2 separate regions of the Homo sapiens genome follow, and region 1 is linked to region 2. Evidence: chromatin contacts called from ENCODE Hi-C or POLR2A ChIA-PET data. All regions are on one chromosome and are shown on one strand. Each heading gives the region's core, a stretch centred on a gene start or an enhancer-like site at or near the end of the contact. The rest is flanking DNA. Distances are from core to core; before and after follow the strand shown. Region 1 overlaps ACTR3 (actin related protein 3). Region 2 holds the start of SLC35F5 (solute carrier family 35 member F5).

What was found. A loop is a pair of places that touch in the nucleus more often than their neighbours do. ChIA-PET counts read pairs that join two places held with the same protein, here RNA polymerase II (POLR2A). Pooled maps may share reads with other maps.
Region 1: a loop to region 2 is called in a map of B cell, with 10 times the contacts of the local background. The contact joins the enhancer-like site here to the promoter of SLC35F5 in region 2. A Hi-C loop is called at or near these places in 11 of 168 maps with a recorded cell type or tissue (B cell, CD14-positive monocyte, IMR-90 and 6 more), 13 of 37 single-sample maps with no recorded cell type and 14 of 50 pooled maps. POLR2A ChIA-PET finds 5 or more read pairs at or near these places in 19 of 52 experiments (AG04449, B cell, BJ and 13 more).

The regions. Positions count from the first base shown.
Region 1 is chr2:113,922,393-113,925,708 of GRCh38, forward strand. All of the region lies in intron 3 of ACTR3 (actin related protein 3), which reads left to right. Among named protein-coding and RNA genes, the nearest start is that of ACTR3-AS1, 33 kb to the left of the region's middle. Within about 2 kb of position 1,364, at least 3 of the 41 ENCODE cell types and tissues checked have a DNase peak (open chromatin) inside an H3K27ac peak, as active enhancers do; they include B cell, GM12878 and OCI-LY7, where a contact is called at or near this core.
Region 2 is chr2:113,754,548-113,757,968 of GRCh38, forward strand. SLC35F5 (solute carrier family 35 member F5) reads right to left here and starts at 2,095. Exons shown (of 16, transcript NM_025181.5): 1 at 1,823-2,095; 2 at 907-997; 3 at 618-759. The coding sequence starts at 1,862. RefSeq lists a silencer at 2,021-2,250 and enhancers at 2,461-2,640, 2,821-2,870.

The sequences.
Region 1 (3,316 bases), core at 114-2,613, 170 kb after region 2:
AGAAAAAAGGCTAAGTATGGAATCCATTTTACAGATTTGAATTCCTGACTGTTGGCTTCTGCTGCTTCTGCGAAATATGTGGTGGCATCATCTGCTGGTCATGGATGTGGGGAGAAGGTGAAATCTTAGCGGTAGGGGCGGCATTGACACTCGTCATTGTGAAGAGTAAAGAGGAACAGAGTAGAAGAGTAAAGGCTTGCCAGGCAAGGTTAGGTCCATTTGAGAATAATGACTATGAATTCTTAGTCTTTAGCACCCTAGTGCAAATGCTTCTGCGGTATAATCAGCATTCTGGATATAGGCAAGTTTATGTTAGGGATATATGCTGGGTTGGATTTTGGTAGACAGGATGAAAAAAGAACATGTGAAATAAAGGTGATGGGTCAAAATCTAGACTGTGTATATTGATGGCTAGGGAATAATTAAAGCAACCAGTGGACCAAAAGTCTTAATTGGTGTTCAGAAGAGATCTCTTGAGGTGGTTGAGTATGCTAGAATAATAAGAGGTTGTGATCAGAGAAGGGTATACCTGCATTTCAGCGATTGAGAGGTGATAGTGATGATGATATAAGATCTATACTGTGGCCAAAATGGAAAAGAGATACCACTGAAAGTGATGAAGTCAGTCAGTCGAGAGGCCAGAGTTCCTTTCCACTGATTCTGTCCACTCATTTTAAACGCATTTTTAAGTCTTCTAAGTGCTACTAACAAACCAGAACAAAACTTCTCTCAATCTTTATTCCTACCTTCTGTCCTCAGCAATTTAGCTATTTTTCTCTTTCCTTTTAAAACGACACTTCTTAGTGAGTCTCAAGATATTTGATATGCTCTTTGTTAAATCCAATTATATGTAACAGTTTTCATCCTTCTTGATTTGTCTTTCTTTTGCAGGATTACTCTAATGGTTATCTTCCTAACATGGAATATTTGTTTGTTTGTTTGTTTGTTTGTTTGTTTGTTTTTGAGACGGAGCCTGGCTCTGTCGCCCAGGCTAGAGTGCAGTGGCGCGATCTCAGCTCACTGCAGCCTCGACTTCGGGTTCATGCCATTCTCCTGCCTCAGCCTCCCAAGTAGTTGGGACTACAGGCGCCCACCACCGTGCCCGGCTAATTTTTTATATTTTTAGTAGAGATGGGGTTTCACCGTGTTAGCCAGGATGGTCTCAATCTCCTGACCTCGTGATCTGCCTGCCTCGGCCTCCCAAAGTGCTGGGATTACAGGCATGAGCCACTGTGCCCGGCCTGTTTTGTTTGTTTTTATTTGTTGTTTCTATTGTCACTGATTTCTCCTTTACCCACTACTCAAACGTTGGTTTCTCTAGGCACTGCTTTCAGTTCTCCTTTTTTTTTTTTTTCTCTTCTCATAAAATGGGGTGACTCAATGTTTTATTCTTTCATTAAAGACTTTCTCTAGGTGATCTCCTCCATTCCTTTGTCTGCAACCACAGACCAGATCTCTACTTTCAGTTCCTTGACTACATCTTCACCTACCTATTTCCTGGCTCTTGAGTTTTAGTATATCTAAAACAAAACGTATTATATATACTCCACTCTTGTTTATTCCAAGATCAGACAAAACACAATTTTTATGTTTTGATTAATGGATCTGGTCCATCCTAACTTCAAAGCTGGAAACCTGTTGGCATCTTCTGACTTTTTTCTCTTTTTTTTTTTTTTTTTGAGACAGGTGTCTTGCCCTGTTGCCCATGTTGGAATGCAGTGGTGAGATCTTGGCTCACTGCAAGACCCTCCACAATCACTTTGACCCTCTGGGCTCAAGTGATTCTTCCACCTCAGCCTCCTGAGTAGCGGGGACTACAGGTGTGTGCCACCACACCTGGCTAATTAAAAATTTTTTTTTTTTTTGTAGAGACAGGGTCTCACTACGTTGCCTAGGCTGGTCTCAAACTCCTGGGCTCAAGCCATCCTCTCACCTTGGCCTCCCAAAGTGCTGGGATTATAGGTATGAGCCACCATGCCCAGCCCTTTCTTATTCTTATTGACTGAGAAATCTTCAATGTGGCCCCTTGTCGTCCATACCACTATTGGTACTCTTGTTCTCACTTGGTTCTGTTAAGCTTCATTTGAGCTTTCCCAATGCTGCTATAATAGTCTTCCTAAAAATTAAAGCTGTTCTTATTCCCCTGCTTAAAAATTTCTCTGCTGTTTTATTTCTTATAGAATAAAACCTAAATAAAAGGAAAATTTTTGAGAATCTAGTCCCTTTGATCTAGAACTGGTATATCTCTCTACGCACCTTCAAATCTTTTGGCACATAAATTTCTCATTGATAACTTCAGTTTTGTTTTTGTATACCATGCAGTGTTTGTCTTTCTATACATCTTTTTCTGTTCTCCACAAGTTCCTCCATACCTCTCATTCCCCTGCCAAAAAAAAAGCCAGAAAGCAGAACTGAGTTAAGACCCGGCTTAGATATGACCTCCTCAGCGAAACCTTTTCTCTCACAAAACAAGGTGGTCATCTTATTCAAGGAACTATTTATTTATTTATTTATTTATTTATTTGACAGAGTGTTACTCTGTTGCCCAGGCTGGAGTGGAGTGATGTGATCTTGGCCTACTGCAACCTCTGACTCCTGGGTTCAAGAGATTCTCCTGCCTCAGCCTCCCCAGTAGCTGGGATTATAGGTGCCTGCCACCATGCCTGACTGATTTTTGTATTTTCAGTGGAGATGGGGCTTCACCATATTGGCCAGGCTGGTCTTGAACTCCTGACCTCAAATGATCCACCCACCTCAACCTCCCAAAGTGCTGGGATTACAGGCGTGAGCCATCGTGCCACCTTTTTTTTTTTTTTTTTTGGAGACAGAGTCTTACTCTATCGCCCAGGCTGGAGTGCAATGGAGTGATCTTGGCTCACTGCAACCTCCGCCTCCTGGGTTCAAGTGATTCTCTTGTCTCAGCCTCCCGAGTAGCTGGGATTATAGGCATGCACCACCACGCCTGGCTAATTTTTGTATTTTTAGTGGAGACGGGGTTTCACCATGTTGGCCAGGCTGGTCTCAAACTCCTGACCTCAGGTGATCTGCCTGCCTTGGCCTCCCAAAGTGCTGGGATTACAGGCATGAGCCACCACGCCCAGTCGGAACTTTATTTTTTTTAAAAACCTGTAGTGTAATATTTGTTCGTATATATTTCTTTTGCTAGACTGAGTTTTTTGTATGCTGGATGTCTGTGTCCTTAGCATTTGTGCCAGTGGCTTACAGTAGGTACACAGTAATAATTGATGAATAAATAATACTTAAAACATTTGAATTTGTAAACTTCTAATAATGTTAAAAATTGAATGATAAAGTA
Region 2 (3,421 bases), core at 845-3,344:
GAAAGAAAAACTAGCTTGCAAATTCAAAATGCCACATTACTACCAATAGGTCATCAATAAAGACACAATTTAACTGAAGGAAACTGTCAAGATACAATTTAACTGAAGGAAAATTATGAGGTATACCATGCATCTTATAATAAGGTTTGAGTCAGCAAGCATAAATGTGGATGCAACCACTCATGGGCATTGTAACAGTGACCTATACATGAAAACTCATTATTTTTACTCATTTGTCCAAAAGCACTCTGAACCTTCTACTAAATGGTGACATTGTTTTGCATCCTGACAGTTATTTCACTAGAAAATAATATTTACAGAAAGAATTTGAATTTAGAAAAAAAGCCACGAGTTACACTTTCAAATGTAAGAAAATATGCATAGTCTCTCTAAGTAACCCTCCCTAAAAGATACAAGAAAACTGTATGAAACAATAAAAAGGATCATCCTTTCAGTTTTAACTTCAAGTGGCAATAATTCAACGTTTTTTAAAAATTCAATAGTATTTAAGATACTGCTTTTAGAAAGCAGGAGATTGTAACGGCTAGAGTTACTACAGGTTAAGAGTTAACATTGTGGCTGTAATGTAACATCATTCCTGGACCAAAGGTACATACCGAAGTAAGTTCAGAGGAAGCAACCCATATCACATCAACAAGCAGAAGAATAACAATCCCAAGAGCCATTCGCCTGCGCTGAGTGAAACCACTGTTCTGGGAATTCATTCGGTTCATGACAAATACACACACCATTTGCAGTCTGTTTTTTAGAAAATACAGATCACATTAGAGATGATTTTAGAAAAACAACCATTAAAAATGAGAACATTAGTATAACAGAAACATTTGACTTTTGTTAGCTAATGTTCAGTGTGAAAGTTACATAGAGGATAAACGTGGAATCTACCTTGTCTTAAGAGCCCTTCTGAGATCCTCAAGAGCAATGCCGGAAAACTTGGCAGATCTCAGTCTAAAAGGAGGTGAAGAACTCAGCACCCCTAAAAACAACCATGAAATTATGCTATGAAAACGTGAATAACTCAAGGTAAGATTCATCACATCGTTTTTTACTCTTCATCTTCAAACTCAAAGCAAATCAATGAAAAGGACCAAAATGTGTTAAACATACTTGCCACCTTTCTCAGTACTTTCATGGTATCCACTGCACGCTTCAGATTATACTTAGAGAGATACGCGATACGGGGCGGGCAGGGAGGGGGAGTAATATACAACATACGGCACATTTAAGAACAGTTAACTACCAGAAAATAGCTTCTCTGAGTTTCACAAATACGGAACTCCATTCACCTCTCCATCCAGAGGAATCCATCCCTGGGGACAGCGTCTAGACACTGTTTCTAAAAGTGTCTTTTCTGTCCCTGATCTGCTGGAGTGGAATTTGGTTATCGGAGAGTAAGTGATTTGCTGTGGGTCTTGAAGGCACCTTTCCAATCTCTTCAAGTGGTAAAAGAAAAGGATTCTCCATGCTCCTCCACCCACCTCTATCAAAACATCCAGTCATTTTAAAAGAAACAGCTGGGAAAAGAAATCATCCTTCTGTTTTGGAGCGGGGAAGACAGTTAAGGCAGCGACGCCTCCCCGGGGAGCCGAGGCGAGGGCGCACGCACGGCTTCCTCAATTGCCAGCGGTGGGCGCAGGGCTCCGGCGCCCCTGTCAGCTCCCGCTCCCTCCGCCCCTAGAGACCTTCACGGTTTCGGTCAAGGCGCTCCTGCTGCCACCGAGGGCAGGAGGTGGTGCTGCTGGTGGGCACTCCGTCCCGGTTTGGGCTCCGGTGATGTCGGGGCCCTTCCCTGCCTGCCTACCTGGCCTTCCTGCCCCGCGATGGCGTCGTGGCGGCACCATGAGCGGACCGGTCAGGCCCCGCAGCCGCCCAGCGCCACGGCCGCGGCCTCGGACTCACAGAGCTGTCACCGCGCCTGACATCGCGCCGCACTGGAGGCCCAGCTCCTGAAGACGCGGTGCCCCTCAGGGAGAGGCTCCCGACACCACCCAACTCCACTCGGCCCAGGAGGGCGTGGAGCGGGTGAGGGGAAGGGACGGCACAGTCAGCTATGGCCGCGGAGGCCCGGAGATCTGCTCTGGCCCCGGCCCCGCCCCCGGCTTGCCCTCCGCGCGGCCCCGCCCCCAGTCCCCAGCCCGGAAGCGGTGGCGCGCGGGTGACGTCATAGGGGCGCGACGGCGGACTGCGCGCGGTCGCGTATGCAGCGAGGCTTGGCGGAGCTAGGGGAAGTAATGCGAGGCTCTGGTCGCCGAGCGAGGGCTCGCGGCGGCGAGGCGAAAGAAGAGAGAAGATAGGAAGAAGGGAAGTAGGGCGAGGTGGAGGAAGAAGAGGAAAGCGAGCGTGGGTGTCTGGGGCAGAGCAAAGGACGAGGGAGTGGCTAAACCTCCGCCCGCCTTAGAACGAAAGCTGGCCGTTCCGTTTCACAAACTGCGAACCTGAAACTTCGGATATCCCTTTCTCGATGACAGCCGAAACGCAAAGTGGCTTAGAGTACTTTTGATTCTTGAAACCTTTTGTATATAAACAAGATCTCAGCTCTAGGAGTTACAACCTACATCCTAGGCCAAGCTACTTCAACTTCTCTGGTCCTCGGTTTCCTTGTCTACGATAATGATAGTACCTGCCACATTGGTTTTTTGTGTGTATGCTAGGATTGCATGAGTTTACATATGTGAAGGACGTAGATCAATTCATGGCACATAATAAGAACCTCACAGACGTCAGCAATTTTTTGTTCGTTCGTTTGTTTTGAGACAGGGTCTTTCTCTGCCACCCAGGCTGCAGTGCAGTGGCACAATCACAGCTCACTGCAACCTCTGCTTCCCGGGCTCAAGCGATTCTCCAGCCTCAGCTTCCAGTGTAGCCGGGACTACAGGCGCAAGCCACCAATGCCCGGCTAATTTTTATATTTTTTAGTAGAGACAGGGTTTCGCCATGTTGGCCAGGCTGGTCTCGTACTCCTAGTCTTAAGTGATCCGCCCGCCTCGACCTCCCGAAGTGCTGGAATTACAGGCATGAGCCCTGCCAAATGTTGGCAGTTATTAAACTGTATAGATTTGTTCCTTAAATATTTTGACTATTCCATGAGAAAGGTTTGTCCAGCATCTTGATTTCTATCTACAAAACAAAAACAAGACTAAAGGGTTCAGTAATTTAACATCTTGGTCAGATGGCGTGAAGAAATTAAATTTTCTTACTCCTATAGTCGCGATGTAGTGTACCTCTTACCTTTTAAGTCTCGTTTCAGTGAAGTTGAATGCATATTCTAGCAACTAATAAAACAATACCAATGAACATTTTTTAATTGATCGAATCAGTTTCAAACTATCAGCATCAAACACCTCTAATAAGTCATTCAGAAACCTATTGTGCAGAGTAAAAAAAAAAACCAACCAGGCCG